Regions from separate parts of the Homo sapiens genome. Here region 2 is linked to region 1. Evidence: read pairs that join two places in POLR2A ChIA-PET (ENCODE). Cell type or tissue: PC-3. All regions are shown on one strand. Each heading gives the region's core, and the rest is flanking DNA. Links, peaks and the distances in the headings are about the cores only.

The links. Peaks named below come from ENCODE experiments on the same cell type or tissue, not always from the same donor. Only the 100,000 strongest peaks of a DNase experiment are listed, where the experiment ranks them.
Region 2: POLR2A ChIA-PET joins it to region 1 with 5 read pairs; 1 of 35 experiments calls an interaction of 5 or more read pairs at or near these places.

What each region holds. Positions count from the first base shown.
Region 1 is chr10:72,843,737-72,848,736 of GRCh38, forward strand. All of the region lies in intron 2 of MCU (mitochondrial calcium uniporter), which reads left to right. Among named protein-coding and RNA genes, the nearest start is that of OIT3, 48 kb to the right of the region's middle. In PC-3, for the core only: no CTCF peak of the experiment used is centred there; DNase peaks (open chromatin) are centred at 2,735 and 4,085; H3K27ac peaks cover 847 bases.
Region 2 is chr10:72,946,130-72,957,467 of GRCh38, forward strand. It overlaps PLA2G12B (phospholipase A2 group XIIB), which reads right to left and starts at 8,677. Exons shown (of 4, transcript NM_032562.5): 1 at 8,346-8,677. The coding sequence starts at 8,556. In PC-3, for the core only: no CTCF peak of the experiment used is centred there; a DNase peak (open chromatin) is centred at 6,892; H3K27me3 peaks cover 628 bases.

The DNA of each region.
Region 1 (5,000 bases), core at 1-5,000:
CTATTTTGTATTCCGAACAGTAATGAATGAGAGTTCCTGTTGCTTCACATCCTTGCCAGCATTTGATGTTTAACTTACAGTCTTTTCCCCTTGTTTAAACTCAGTGGAAGCAGTCATTTTTCTTCTCTTGACATTTAAAGAAAATTTTAATTATTTTACATATTTAAGTATATTTTTCTGAGATTATTGTGAAGCAAACACATTTTGTTTATACATATTAATTATAGATATTCTGTCAGGTGCAGCAGCTCACACCTGTAATCCTAGCACTTCGGGAGGCCAAGGCAGGTTGATCACCTGAGTTCAGGAGATTGAGACCAGCCTAGGCAACTTGGTAAAACCATCTCTACTAAAAATACAAAAAATTAGTCTGGGTGTGGTGGCTCATGCCTGCAATCTCAGTACTTTGCGGGGCCAAGGCGGGCAGATCACCTTAGGTCAGGAGTTCGAGACCAGCCTGGCCAACATGGCAAAACACTATCGCTACTAAAAATATAAAAATTAGCTGGGTGTGGTGGTGGGCACCTGTAATTCCAGTTACTCAGGAGGCTGAGGCAGAAGAATCGCTTGAACCCGGGAGGCAGAGGTTGCAGTGAGCCACGATTGTGCCACTGCATTCCAGCCTGGGCAACAGAGCAAGACTCCATCTCAAAAAAAATGTAAAAAAATAGAAATACAAAAAATTAGCTGGGCATGGAGGCATACACCTGTAGTTGTAGCTACTCAGGAGGCTGAGGCAGGAGGATCTCTTAAACCTGGGAGGTCAAGGCTGCAGTGAGCCCTGATCATGCCACTGCACTCCAGCCTGGGTGACAAGAATGCGACTCTGTCTCAAAAAATATATATATATAGATATTCTGAGGATATTTTTGCGGTAATGTATAAGGAAGCTCCTTATTGTCACCAAAGTAGATAGATATTTAGTTTATTCTATTAAAATGACAATCTTATATTTTGTCTAACATATAATTTAACAAAAAAGCATATAGACTTTTGGAATTATCCTTAGGAATATAAGTGATTGTTAAATTACTTGAGGGCATCTAGGCATGAAACTAGTAAAAATAAAATGTAAGACATTTATTGAGAATAATAAACTTTATTGAAGGACATAAGATAGGAATAAATGCAGAGTTATACCATGTTAATAGATATGAAGAATGAATTTATAAACTCAATGCAATGCTAATCAAAACCCCAGTAGGAGCTGATCAACTTACTTAAAAATTCACATGAAAGAGTAAAGCTATATAAAAAACTAAGATAAATTTGGAATAGGAAAACAAGGGGGCATGTGGTACCTAAGCACATATTAAGATGTATTTCTAAAACTATAATAATCAAAACAATGAAGTATTAGTATAGGAAAGATTGTTGGATCAGATTAGAGGAAGCTTGCATATATAGAAATCTGACATGTGATTGATTAGCATTGTAAAGCCAAGGAGAAAGGGCAGACTATTTAATAAATGGTGCTATTACAGTCAACTTCTCTACATTACAAAAATAAGTAAGTTCCAGATGAATTAAGGAGTAAAATGTGAAACACAAGGCTCTAAAAGGAAATAAAAATTTACATCAGAAACTAAAAACATTGAGTAGTGCTACTTTCTCTTAGCCTTATTTTTATTTATAATAGGGGGAAAATCTGGTTTTTCGATATATAAATTACGGTATACAGTCATGCATGTACTGAATAACAACAATGTTTCAGTCAACAATGGGCCACATATGTGATGTTGGTCCCAAAAGAGTATAATACTGTATTTTTACTGCACCTTTTCTGTGTTCAGAAATGTTTAGATATACAAATACTTACCACTGTGTTACAGTTGCTGACAGTATTCAGCACAGTAACATGGTATACAGGTTTGTAGCCTAAGAGCAATACCTAGATACCTACTAGGTGTGTAGTAGGCTATACCTTCTAGGTTTTGTAAATATTATCTATGATGTTCACACAGTGACAGAATCACCTAATGATGCATTTCTCAGAATGTATCCCTGTCGTTAAGCAATGTATTCATAGAATGAAATTCTATATAGGAGTGTTTTTTTCTTTTTTTAAAATTTACCACTTCCTTATATATAGGAGTTTAAGTGAATATTTCCAGAAATACGATCCAACTTTGATAAACCTCAAAGCAATGATTATCATAAAAGGCAAGTTTTAGAGGTTTGTATACACCATGATCCTTTATATATAGGAGTCTCCCCTCCACCCCTTTTTCCATGGCTTCACTTTCCATAGTTTCAGTTACCCACAGGCAACCGCAGTCTGAAAATATTAAATGGAAAATTCCAGAAATAAACAATTTTTTTTTTTGAGACAGAGTCTTGCTCTGTCACAGGCTGGAGTGCAGTGGTGCAATATCAGCTCACTGCAACCTCTGCCTCCCAGGTTCAAGCACTTCTCCTGCCTCAGTCTCCCGAGTAGCTGGGATTACAGGTGCCTGCCACCACACCCAGCTAATATTTGTATTTTCAGCAGAGACAGGGTTTCACCATGTTGGCCAGGCTGGTCTCAAACTCCTGCCCTCAAGTGATCTGCCTGCATCAGCTTCCCGAAGTGCTGGGATCACAGGTGTGAGCCACTGCACGCGGCCCAATTAATAAGTTTTAAATTGTATGCTATTCTGAGTAGTGTGATGAAATTTTGTGCTCTCCTGCTCAGTCCCACCTGGGATGTGAATCATCCCTTTGTTCCGCATATCCATGCTTTATATGCTACTCGCGCATTAGTCACTTAGTAGCTGTTTCAGTTACCGGATTGACTGTTGTAGTACTGCAGCAGTTGTGGTCAAGTAACCCTTATTTTACTTAATACTAACCCCCCATGTACAAGAGTAGTGATGCTGGCATGTTGTTTTAATTGTTCTATTTTTTTCTTAGTTCTTTCTGATAATCTCTTATTTTGCCTAATTTATAAATTAAACTTAAAAAAATTTTTTTTCTTCTTTTTTGAAAATGAAAATGTTTGACTGGCCTGGGAAGGCTCCTCCCACCCCTCAAAGCCAGAGCTAACAAAGTTGTTCCCTTTAGGGTCCAGATGGAGGGAACCAGGATAGGGACTGGGAAGGGACCAGGAAGCAATGAAGGGAAGGAGTGGAAAGGAATAATCCAAATGGAGAGGAATAAAGCCTCCAAAATCTACCTAAAAGTAGGAGATCTTAGATCCAGGGAAACTTCCTCCCAGTGTGGTCAGGGAGACAGCTGAGCTTTAGATGTCAGTGTATTGATTTCCTTTTTTATTGAGACGAAGTCTCACCCTGTCGCCCGGGCTGGAGTGCAGTGGTGCAAACTGGGCTCACTGCAACCTCCGCCTCCCGGGTTCAAGCGATTCTTCTGCCTCAGCCTCCCAAGTAACAGGGACTACAGGCACACGCCACCATGCCCAGCTAATTTTTTGCACTTTTTCACTAGAGACGGAGTTTTGCCATGTTGGCCAGGGTGATCTAGAACTCCTGACCTCAAGTAATCTGCCCGACTCGGCCTCCCAAAGTGCTGGGATTTAAGGCATGAGCCACCGCACCTGTCCTGTATAATGATTTCTGATCAAGTTGGGGGAACCTGGGGTTCTCCACAGATCCCATCCTCATAGGCCACTCGTGTCAACTGAAGAATTCCAAGGTTTATAAATTTGGAAAGGAGAACTTCATTTCTCATAAAGGGTTGCAACCTTCAGGGTGGCCATTCTAACAGGCTGGGAAGCATAGCCCCCAGTCAAAAGCCAGAAATAGGTAGTTCCTCAACTTTATCATAGGTATGTATGTATAGCAAAAAAAATACTATATATAGGGTTCTGTACTATCTGCAGCTGGGTATTCACTGAGAGTCTTAGAACATATCCTCCATGTATAGGAGATATTACTATAAAATATAAATATATGCAAAGTCATACTATATTTGGTTATTTAATACTGTACAGCAAATTACAACAAAGGGGCATAAACTAATCTTTTATTATCTCTCATGTTTCTGTGGATTAGGGATTTAGGAATAGTTTGGCTGAGCAGTTTGTAGTCTTTTGAGGGTGCAGCCCCATGTCAGTCAGGGCCTTAATCATCTGGCTTGACTGAGGCCGGAAGATCTGATTCTAAGGTGACTCACTAACATGGTTGACAAGTTTACTTTTGGTCAAGAAGGTACCACTTCTCCATGTGGGCTTCTCCATAGGGCTGCAGGATTGTCCTCATGATATGATGACCGGCTTCCCCTAGAGCAAGTGTACAAGAGACCAAAGCAGAAGTAAAGCCTATTATGACATAGTCTTGGAAGTACACATCATCACTTCAGCTGTATCATATTGGTTCTGCAGACCAGCCCTGATTTGATGTGGGTGACACTACACAGGGCATGAATATAGACAATCCCTGACTTCTGATGGTTCAACTTATGGTTTTTTGACTTTATGATGGATTTGTTGGAGTAGTAAATGCATTTTTTGACTTACAGTGGGTTTATGCAGAGGTAATCTCATCATAAGTCAAGAGGCATCTATACTATCTTAGTCCATTTCTTTGCTGCTATATCAATTGCAAACTGAGTAATTTATGAAGAAAAGATTGATTTGGCTTACAGTTCTGGGAAATCCAAGATCGAGGAGTCCATCTAGTGAGGGTCTTCTTGCTGCATTGTAACATGTCAGAAGGCATCACATGGTGAGGAAGTGTGCACAGAAGACAGAGAGGGGAAATTGACTTGAACTCACCGTTTTTGGGAGTGGATTTTATCAGGAATCCACTCCCCCAGTAACTAACCCACTCCTATGATAATGGCAAAAATCCAGTTATGGGGCAGAGCCTTCATGACCTAATCACCTCTTAAAGGTCCTGCCTCTCAACACTGTTAAAGTGGCAATTAAATTTCAAGGTGAGTTTTGGAGGAGACATTCAAACCATAGCAAATACTTACAGGCAAGAATTATAGAGAGCCTTCTTGAAGGCTGGCTATCACAGTACTAAATATTGTGTATTGAGATATATGTTTGTGTATGTGTG
Region 2 (11,338 bases), core at 3,864-8,863, 110 kb after region 1:
CCTGTACCCATTAACCACCTCTCCCATCTCCCTACCCCCAGCCCTAGGCAACTCCTTCATATGAATTAAATCATACAATATGTGGCCTTTTGTGTCTGGCTTCTTTCTCTTAGCAAAATGTTTTCTGGTTTCATACATGTTGTAGTATGTATCAGTACTTAAGTTCTTTTTATTGCCAGAAAAACCTTCCATTGTATAGACATACCACATTTTTTTACCCATTCATCGGTTAATAGACATTTGGGTTGTTTTCACCTTTTAGCTATCATGAATAATACTGCTACTAATATTTGTAGACGGGTTTTTGTGTGAACATGTGTTTCATTTCTCCATAAGAATAGGATTGCTGGGTCATATGGTAACCCTGTTGAACATTTTAAGGAATTGCCACACTGTTTTCCAAAGTGGCTGCACCACATTCCCAGCAGCAATGCGTGAGGGTTCCCATTTCTCCACATCCTCACTAACACTTGCTATTGTCTGTCTTTTTTATTGTAGCCATCCTAGTGGGAGTGAGGTGGTGTTTCACAGTAGTTTTGACTTGCATTTCTATAATGATTATGTTGAGCATCTTTTTATGTGGTTATTTACCATTCATATAAATTCTTTTGGAAAATGTCTACTTAAATCCTCTACCCACTCTATAACTGAGTTATTTATCTTTTTACTGTTGAGTTGTAAGTGTTCTTTATATATTTTGGAAGCCTTGTCAATTCTGCAAATATTTTGTGCCATTCTGTGGGTTGTCTTTTCACGTTTTTGATGGTGTAACTATTTATTTGTTTTCATCTTCTTTTTTTTTTTTAAGAGATGGGGTCTCACTCTGTCACCCAGGTTGGAGTGCAGTGCAGTGGCACAATCATAGCTCACTGCAGCTTCAAACTCCCAGGTTCAAGTGATCCTCCTATCTCAGCTGTCCAACTAGCTATGACTGCAGGTGCATGCCATCATGCATGGCTAACTTGTAAATTTTTTGATAGAGATGGGGTCTTGCTATGTTGCCCAGGCTGGTCTTAAACTCCTAGGCTCAAGCAGCTCTCCAACCTCAGCTTAATGAGCTGCTAGAATTACAGGCATGAGCCACTGTGCCCTGCTTCTTTTCATTTTCTTATTTTATTTTATTTTTTGAGACAGGGTCTCTCACTCTGTCACCCAGGCAGGAATGCAGTGTTGTGATCTTGGCACACTGTAGCCTCGATCTCCAGGCCCAAGCAAGCCTCCCACCTCAGCCTCCCTAGTAGCTGGGACTACAAGTGCTGTCACTGCACCTGACTAATTTTTGTATTTTTTTGTGGAGATGGGGTTTGGCTATGTTGCCCAAGCTAGTCTTGAATTCCCAGACTGAAGCTATCCATCCATCTCGGCCTCCCAAAGGGCTGAGATTATAGGCATGAGCCACAGCACCCAGCCTTCTTTTTCTTATTGAGGTGAAATTCAGATAACATAAAATTAACCACCTTAAAGTATGCAATTAAATACATTCACAATGTTGTACAACCATCACTTTTATCTAGCTCAAAAACATTTTCATCACCCCCAAGGTAGACCTTGTGCCCATTCAGCAGTCATTCCCTGTCTCAGGCAGTTTGGATGCTATAACAAAAATAACATAGACTGGATGGCTTACACGGCAGAAATTTATTCCTCACGGTGCTGAAGGCTGGGAATTCCAAGATCAGGGTGCCAGTGCATTCTGTGTCTGGTGAGGGCCTTCTTCCTGGCTTGCAGACGGCCTTGTCTTCTCTTCTTTCTCTTTCTCTTCTTACGAGGACACTAGTCTCATCATGGTAGCCCCACACTCAAGATAGCGTTTCAGCTCACTACAACCTCCGCCTCCTGTGTTCAAGCCATTCTCCTGCCTCAGCCTCCTGAGTAGCTGGTATTACAGGCGCCTGCCACCACGCCCGGCTAATTTTTTGTGTTTTTAGTAGAGACGGGGTTTCACCATGTTGTTCAGGCTGGTCTCAAACGCCTGACCTCAAGTGAGCTGCCCTCCTTGGCCTCCCAAAGTGCTGGGGTTACAGGTGTGAGCCACCTTGCCCAGCCAGAGAGTGAAACATCTTTTTAATAATTTTGCTGAAAAGGGCATTTGCCACAGACTTGGCTCGGTTTCTTGGGTTACCCTCTGCCTTTTTGCCCTTGATAACTCACAGAAGATAAAACTCTGCTATTCTAGTTTGAAAGATACCGGAATGGAATTCCTATCCGGCCTGCAGCTGATGATGGTTATTTTTATTTTATTTAATGTTTTATGTTAACTGCAGAAATTCTATTTAGAAACGAAGCTGAAAATATAAGTTCTAAGACAAAAGGTAATGGTTTCAGTCTAGGCAGAAACAGAAATCATTCAAGGATACCATATCCTCAAATTATTGTTTCAGTAGCTTATGGTTGATGTTTTAAGTCTAGGCATTAATAATGTATCATATCCACACATGTTTTATTTTCTGGCTGGAGCTGTTTATAGGAGTGAGAGGCCGACAACTTGATCCTGTTCAAATTCAAATTTTAGTGTTCATAAAAAAAGTTTTATTGGAACACAGCCACACTATTATGATTTAGCTATGGCTGCTGTCACAGAAAAAACAGCAGAATACTGTTCTAATCTTGATGTGAGGATGATTTTCTAATCAAGACATAAAATTCAGAAGCCATAAAGAAAGAGACTGACAGATTTGATCTTATAAAACTTAAAAGCTTCTGAATAAAGTGAAATACCATAAAAGTCTTAAAAGACCAACTGGAGGGAGATCGAGAAGTGTTAGCCAAGAATCCCAAGAGCTCTACCTGCCAGCGGTAGACACTGCCTCCCGGGCCCGCCCTTTTATCTCTCTGTCACTGGAAACAGCAGTAAAAACTTTCAGGGCTTTGTGTCCCAGGGCAAGAGTTTTGCCTTCCCGGGAGGGTGCGTCCATCCTCTCCACCCAGCTGGTTCCCCCAAAGGTGCTAGGAGGGAGTGAGTATGCTTTATTAAAAGGTACATCTGCAGCAAACCACTGTGGCACACATTTACCTGTGTAACCAAATTGCATATCCTGCACATGTACCCCAGAACTTAAAAATCAACATTAAAAAAAGGATTAACATTTATATTTCCAAAAGAAATTCACGGGAGTGCTTTTTTCCTATCTCGGACAGCAATAGTTCCTATCACTCTTCTTTTAAATTTTGCCACTCTGTTGGCTAAAAGTGGTATCTCATTGTTACTTTAATTTGTAAGCCCCTGATCAATACTGAATTCGACCATATTATTTGTATGCAAACCATTTAGTTTTTCTTTTCTGTTAATTGCCTATTTCCATTCTTTGCTCATTTTTCTTTTAGATCTTTTGCCTATTTCTTCACAGTTTGTAAGAACCTTTTTGTAGTATACATATTATGTCTTTGTCATTTGTTTTACAATTTTCCACTCAATGATATGATTTTTCTATTAATATTATATTGTTACAAAGAACAGATAATGATAACGAATGAATAATAAGAGTATTTACTAAACTATTATAGGCATGGCTTCATCAACAACCCCAACTAGCTGTCTCAAACATGAGAAAATAAAATAATTTCCAGGCCGGGCGCGGTGGCTCACGCCTGTAATCCCAGCACTTTAGGAGGCCCAGCAGGGGGATCACCTGAGGTCATGAGTTCGAGACCAGCCTGGCCAACATGGTGAAACCCCCGTCTCTACTAAAAATACAAAGTAACTAGGCGTGGTGGCGCATGCCTGTAATCCCAGCTACGCCAGGAGGCTGAGGTAGGAGAATCATTTGAACCTGGAAGGCGGAGGTTGCAGTGAGCCGAGATAGTACCACTGCACTCCAGCCTGGGTGACAGAGGGAGACTCCGTCTCAAGAAAAACAAAATTCCAGAAAAAAAAAAAAGAAAGAAAGGTATGTCCTCCTTCCTCCCAGAAACACTCAGATGCACCATGATTAATACATCAATGGAACACAGCAGGACAGAGGCAATTCTCCTGTAGAGAAGAACTCTGTATTTCAGTCACTAAAACAGATTAAGTTACTGCATAAAGTAGGGTGAGCAACTTGTCCTGGTTTGCCTGGTACCCGTCCCGGTGTTAGTACTGAAAGTCTCACATCCCAGGAGCATCTCCCCTCCTCCTTGAGTCCCCAGCAGACTAGGAGGTCAGTTGCCCAAAAACAAGAATAATCTGTTTGCCTCTAAGCCAGTGGCTGTTTTCTTTTTTTGGGCTCTGGATTCCCTGGAGAATCTGATGAAGTCTTTGAGTTATTTCCCTGGAAAAAGATACAAACTCACAGGTTTATAAAATTTTGCTGTAAAACTTCAGATAAAAATTCTCTTTAAAAAATAGACTGATATTTATTTTTATTTATTTATTTATTTGTTTATTTTTGAAACTTAATCTCGCTCTGTTGCCCAGGCTGGAGTGCAATGGCACGATCTCGGCTCACTGCAACCTCTTCCTCCAGGGTTCAAGTGATTCTCCTGCCTCAGCCTCCCAGGTAGCTGGGATTACAGGGCGCGCCACCACGCCCGGCTAATTTTTGTATTTTTAGTACAGATGGGGTTTCACCATGCTGGCCAGGCTAGTCTCAAACTCCTGACCTCAAATGATCCGCCGGCCTCAGCCTCCCAAAGTGCTGGGATTACAATAGACAGATATTTAAAGAAACTTTTAAGATACTCTTGGAACTAAATCCAGGAAGAAATTCATTTTCAGGATCTTTTATTAAAGTGTGAAAGCGTGAACAGTATCATTATAGAAACTACTCCATTGACCCAACTCCAGAGACCTTCATGAGGCAGATAACTCTTCAGTCGTTGTTCCCTCGAGGGACTTCTTCCGGAAGCTGAGAGGCTGTTGTCCAGCCACTGGGATTTCTGGGATTTTTCATTTTTACGTTGAAAGAGAGCTAGAAGAATCTGAATGCAATTAACCTGTTCACTAGACTGTCTTTCTCATAACGTTTATAAAATTTGTTTGGTACCTACCATGCTTTATATATACCACTGATTCTTTATGTATATTATCTTTAATTCTCACAACACCTTTGCAAGGTGGGTATTAGTAACATTATTTTTACATATTTGAGGAAACTAAGGTTGAGAGAGTCAGATAACTCACCCAAGGTCACCAGCAATGGGATATTTTCTCCTAAATTCAAACCCATGATTTTTCCATTACTATGCTTATTTCTCAAAGTCTGGTTCAAAGACTACCCATTAAAAGTGCACTTCCAAGGTCTCACCACAGACCTACTGCATCAGAATCTCTGGAGGTGGAAAAGGTTATCTATATTTTGGAAGCGATTCTCAAGGAAATCTTGTTTGCATTGGCACAGACTCCTTTTTTTTTTTTTTTTTTTTTTTGAGGTGGAGTCTCGCTCTGTTGCCCAGGCTGCAGTGCAATGGTGAGATCTCAGCTCACTGCAAGCTCTGCCTCCCAGGTTCACACCATTCTCCTGCCTCAGCCTCCCGAGTAGCTGGAACTACTGGCACCCGCCACTACACCCGGCTAATTTTTTTTGTATTTTTAATAGAGACAGGGTTTCACCGTGTTAGCCAGGATGGTCTCGATCTCCTGACATCGTGATCTGCCTGCCTTGGCCTCCCAAAGTGCTGGGATTACAGGCATGAGCCACCGCACCCAGCTGGTAGAGACTCCTTAATAACAGTTGTGCTAGGTATGCCATTGACACACGCTGGATCTTGTCATATTTATAGCCCAGTTGTTTGACAAGTACAGATTTTGTGTGTTGGCATGAGAACAAATTACTTTAGATATGAGAAGCACGGAAAACAATGTTGACATGCTATCATGGGCTACCAGGATACATACACAGTTTTATCTGCCTGCATAATTTAACCTGTGGGCTGAAGTTCTCTAAGAATGACGTCATAGAATGGCACCCCTTTACCTTGGCTGTGCTTTGCAATCACCTGGGAAAAATGTTAAAATACTGATGTCTGGGGCCAACCCACAGAAATTTTGATTTAATTGATTTGGTGCCAGGTGTTGTTAAAGCCCCTCAGGTGATCTGAAGTGTACCCAAGTTAGAAACCCACTGTTTTAAATAGTAGTTAGTACCTATCAAAGGTAAAATCTGGCTGGTGCCGTGGCTCACGCCTATAATCCCAGCAATCTGGGAGGCCAAGTTGGGAGGATTGCTTGAGCCCTGGAGTTGGAGACCAGCCTGGGCAAGATGGTGAGACTCCCTGCTCTACAAAAAGTTACAAAATTATCTGGGCATGGTGGCGCACACCTGTAGCCCAAGCTAACTGGGAGGCTGAGGCAGGAGGATCTCCTAAGCCCAGAATCTCCTACTAATCAGAAACACCTGGGGTGGGGCCCAGAGATCTGGTTGAATCTGCCCTCCAGGGGCTTCAATTCACAGGTGAGTTTGAGAACCACTACTTAAAAGACGAGCACGGTGCATGAGAGATGTGTCACAAAGCAAACTACAAAAGAGCAGACTCGTTGTTAGGTGTTGTCTGTTCAAAAGATTGCTCGATTCACAATCAGTTTGAGAAGGTATTTTGTACTCTTTTGGGCACAGCCGCCAGGTTTTTGGCTCTACTGGGTTCCAAGGTAAGGAGGCATAACCGCCTATTTTTCTAAGTGTTTTTCAGGCCCCTCTTTGAGCAGGTTGTTTTACACAAAGTGAGAAGAGTTATTTGCCTTTCTCTTCTATTTACTCTTCCCATCCCCCACCAGTTGCTGCTGGCTTCCACCCTGCCCAGCCAGAGGCTCCGCAACTAAAATTTGCTTAAGTCTTTTAATGCTGTTTTGCTAGAGAAGGAAGAATAGGATTTGGTTCTTGATTTCCTAATAAAAATTCCTGCTGTTGCCTATTTGCTGAACTACAGATACTAGTCCTGTGTTGCCTTTAGGAAGGAAAACACCTGTGTTGATTCCAATGTCTGAAGTGAGTCAACCCCTTCCCTGTCCCATCCGTGCAAACAGTGTGAGCATAATCCAGTGGCAAGGCCTCTGCGTTGGTCCAACTGCCTTGGACAAATACATGGTTTTAGGGCCAGGTGGGTCCTAACAGACCAGGCATTTTTCTCTGTGAAACTTTCACAAAGAAGCTGCAGCATAGATGGTTAAAACATAGATGGTTAAAACATAGATTTTAACCATAGATTGTTAAAACATCTATGCTGCAAAACTTTGGGTCCTGATGCAATGATTAACCATTACCTCCTAGTCACTCTTAGTGTATAAGGAAGCGATTTTCCCCACTCAAAAAGGAATAGAGAGACTTAAGGGTGAGTCCGGGAAGTATGTAGTTTTTTTGTGCATCTCTTCAAAGCTGACTTTTTCTCTGTTGAGTATTTGGAGAAAATATTTCTCAAATGTGTTTTCCTGTTAGGCTAAATTGACTCACCATTTTCATTTCTAATCCCTTGATGAGATAGTTGATAAATTAAACCATAAAACTAATGCTACCTGAGACCTGAGACTGTGCATGCTTTGGAAAACGTTTTCATGCGCATTGGCAATTACACGATGCCACCCAGCTTCAAGGCCTGGGGCTCCACATTTTGCTCCCCTTACATTAACTTCCAGGGCCCCTGGGACCAGGGGCTCTGTGCCGGCAGCCAGGTGTGCACCTTATATCTGTGTACCCCCAGCCATATTCAGGCAAGGTAGGGGAAGTGCTCCTGCCAGCTCACAAATCTGCATCTGGCGCCAAGTCCAGGGGACAGCCCCGGGATCCCTGGTGAGCCACGAACCCTTCCTCTCCACAGCATGCCTGTCGTTGCCGAGGCTGCAGGCAGGGACAGCTCCCTTGAGAAAGTCCAGCAAATTGATGCCAGTCAGGGACTGAGAGCTGGGAGGACGGTGTGAACTGCAGCAGGGGGAAGGGAGAATTTGTTTCCAAGCTGAGCACAGAGCAGCTGAGGAGGTGGTTTTGCCCCATGGCAGATTTTTCTCTGAATGTTCGGCTTCAGTTTTCATCCCTGGGAACTCCTCACAGAGGCCTCTCATACCCACCCTCCTTCTTCCCACCCCAGGTACCCTTTTTTCCTAAGAACTGCCTCACAACAAACTCATTAAAATGGCCCAGGGAAGGTTTCCCAGATACAATACAGGAAGCTCAGTGAAATGTGAGTTTGAGATAAACAACGAAGAATTTGTCAGGATAAGTATGTCCCAGATATTTCACTGGACATACTTATACTAATGACTTATTTGTTGTTTATTTGGATTTCACATTTCACTGGGTGTCCTACATTTTTATCTGCTAAATCTGGCAGCTCTAAGTGGATAACAGGAAAAAGTGCAAGACAGATCGTGACCTCTCTGGGGCTGTCCATGGGTCCACCAGCAACAGTTTTTACAGAAAGAGAAACCGCACACTCACCATATCGGCACCTGTACTGACAGACTCCATTCTTCCCTCCCAGCAGCTCCAGAAAAGAATCGAAGTAGCTATTGACGGATTCAAAGCTTCCCCGGAGGTGCCGAAGGCCCCAGTCTGAATAGGACTCCTCCGTGTCAGGGCTCGTGTCGCTCTGAGCCAGGCCACCCCCAAGGCTGAGCCACAAAACCAAGAAGCCACTGGCCAGCTTCATCCTGCAGCCAGGTAGGTACTGGCTTCTCTCCTCAAACCCCAGCCAGTGTCCCAGAATTCCAGGGACAAACCCCCTACCCAGATGTCAGGCAGGACTGGGAAAGGGATTATCTGGAACATTCAATCTGTCTGTTCCCCAGAGGTGGACTTTAAACATAGCTATGGAGGTTGGGATGAGATCAGGGCAATTAGAAAGAGGGCAAAGGTTAGGGAGTGGGAGGGCCAGGGAGAGAGAACATTTCAAAGTGGATTCTACCACCCTGGAGGGAGGGAGATGTTAGCCAGCTTCTGAGACGCAGGAACGGTGAAGGATTCGGAGTTCTACCCCGACCAGCTTGTTAAGCTGTTGATCAGTTACAAGTGTGGCTCTTCAGGGCCAGCCTCTTGATAGAAGAGCTTGACCGAAGGTCCTAGCCACACCCCTCAGCCAGCTACCTACATAGTCTCCAAGGAGAGTCAGGAGGATGTGTACAGGGCCCAGGAAAGCCCCAGCGGTAGGAATTAATAGTCACTTTACCAAGGGTCACGATAGTGTCAGAGTAGGTACCAAGTGTGTGTTAAGCAGAAGTTCAGATTTGAGACCCCAGCTTCTGCTGTGGAACCCACCTGGCTCTGACGCATAAATCCTCTAATTTGGCAGAGCTCCCAGATGTAGCCATCTGAGTGCAGGGACATTTTGGCTTCTATTTACAGCAGTATCTCTGTTTACACTCAGCATAAGTGGATCATAAGACAAGATCTACAGATGGTCCAAGGACAATTCTGGGGGCACTCGGCTCTCCTGGTGGTGTTTTTCCTTTGAGTTTCTTAGAAGTCAGAGGGTTTATCAAATAGTCTATTTGGGAGTGTAGGCTTTTAAGACTGTTGACTGAAGTCTAGTGTTTTGGCATCGTTTTCAGTTTAGACTGCTTTTAGTCGTGTGAAGAAATGCCATCTATAAAATCACTAGTCTAGGACCGGGCATGGTGGTGCATGCCTGTAATCCCAGCATTTTGGGAGGCCGAGGCGTTTGGATCACCTGAGGTCAGGAGTTTGAGGCCAGCCTGACCAACATAGCGAAACCCCGTCTCCACTAAAAATACAAAAATTAGCCAGGCAAGGTAGCAGCCGCCTGTAATCCCAGCTACTAGGAAGGCTAAGGCAGGAGAATCACTTGAACCCAGGAGGCGGAGGTTGCAGTGAGCCGAGAGCACGCCATTGCACTCCAGCATGGGCGACAAGAGCGAAACTCTGTCTCAAAAAAATAGTAATAATAAAATAATCACCAGTCTATAAAAATGATACCTTTATGGACCACATGAATCATTTAGCTCCTTTCTCAAATGTTTGTCTGGAAAGCCCCATGGAAAATAATGAATTAAATGAATTAATTTCTTCATTTTCAGTAAATGTGTTTGGCTGAAGACTCAGACTCCAGGAAGGGCAGTGGTTAAAAATTATTCATAGTCACAACAATGCCACCCAATATTTTAAAGCATCTATACTTTTTCAAACCACTTTCATGCATATGCACATACACAGAGGCACACACATACACATGCACATATGCACAAATGTTCATGCCAGTTTCATGAAGCAGATTAAATAGTCCCATTTGGGGGTGAGAAAACTGATGCAGAGGGTAAGTGACTTGATCAAAGCTGGACAGGCTATCAATGGGAAAGCTGGCACCAGGGCCAGCTACATAATTTGTAGGGCTTCACCAAAACAAAACTGCAAATGCAGAGCTCCTTTTCCAAAAGCAGGGGAACTTGCCATTAAAATACTAACTATAGGCTGGGCGCGGTGGCTCACACCTGTAATCCCAGGACTTTGGGGGGCCGAGGCAGGTGGATTGCCTGAGGTCAGGGGTTCAAGACCAGTCTGGCCAATATGGTGAAACCCCGTCTCTACTAAAAATACAAAAAGATTAGCCCGGCGTGGTGGCGTGCACCTATAATCCCAGCTACTCAGGAGGCTGAGGCAGGAGAATTGCTTGAACCAGGGAAGTGGAGGTTGCAGTGAGCCAAGATCGTGCCACTGCACTCCAGCCTGGGTGACAGAGTGAGACTCTGCCTCAAAAAAAAAAAGCTAACTATAAAGCTTTTTCCTTTAAAAAATGTTTTATTATTTGTAAAATATAATAAGGTTAATAGAGATACATGAGTATCAATATATACATAAATTTTTTAAAAATTGGTGTCATAATTTTATATAATACTATATATTACTTTATAAGTATGCAATATTTTGATCATAGGATTTTTCTGACTTTTCTGAAAATTCATTGATTAGGTCATCAAAGTTTATACTTCTAACAACCTAATTTTCAATCAGTGTAACTGAAAGTGATGTCAGTTGCTCTTGGCAATTGTAAGATGGCAAGAAATATTTGATACTTTTTTGTTTTGAGAAGGATCTTTTTGCTGATGCAACTGTTACTAGAGCTGTTAATAGTATTGTCCCCCCATTTCTTGAAACTTTATACATGTTTAAATTGTGGTAAAATATACATAACATATTTACCATTTTAACCATTTTTAAGTGTGCAATGCAGTGGCATTAAGAACATTCATACATTGTTGTGCAACCATCACCACTATCCATCTCCAGAACTTTTTCATCATCCCAAACCGAGACTCTGTTCCCATTAAGTGATAAGTCCCCATTCCCCTTTTCCCCAGCCCCTGGCAGCCACTATTCTACTTTCTGTTCTTAGGAATTTGCCTATTCTAGGTACCCCATATAAATGGAATAATATAATATGTGTCCTTTTGTGTCCAGCTGATTTCACTTAGTATAAT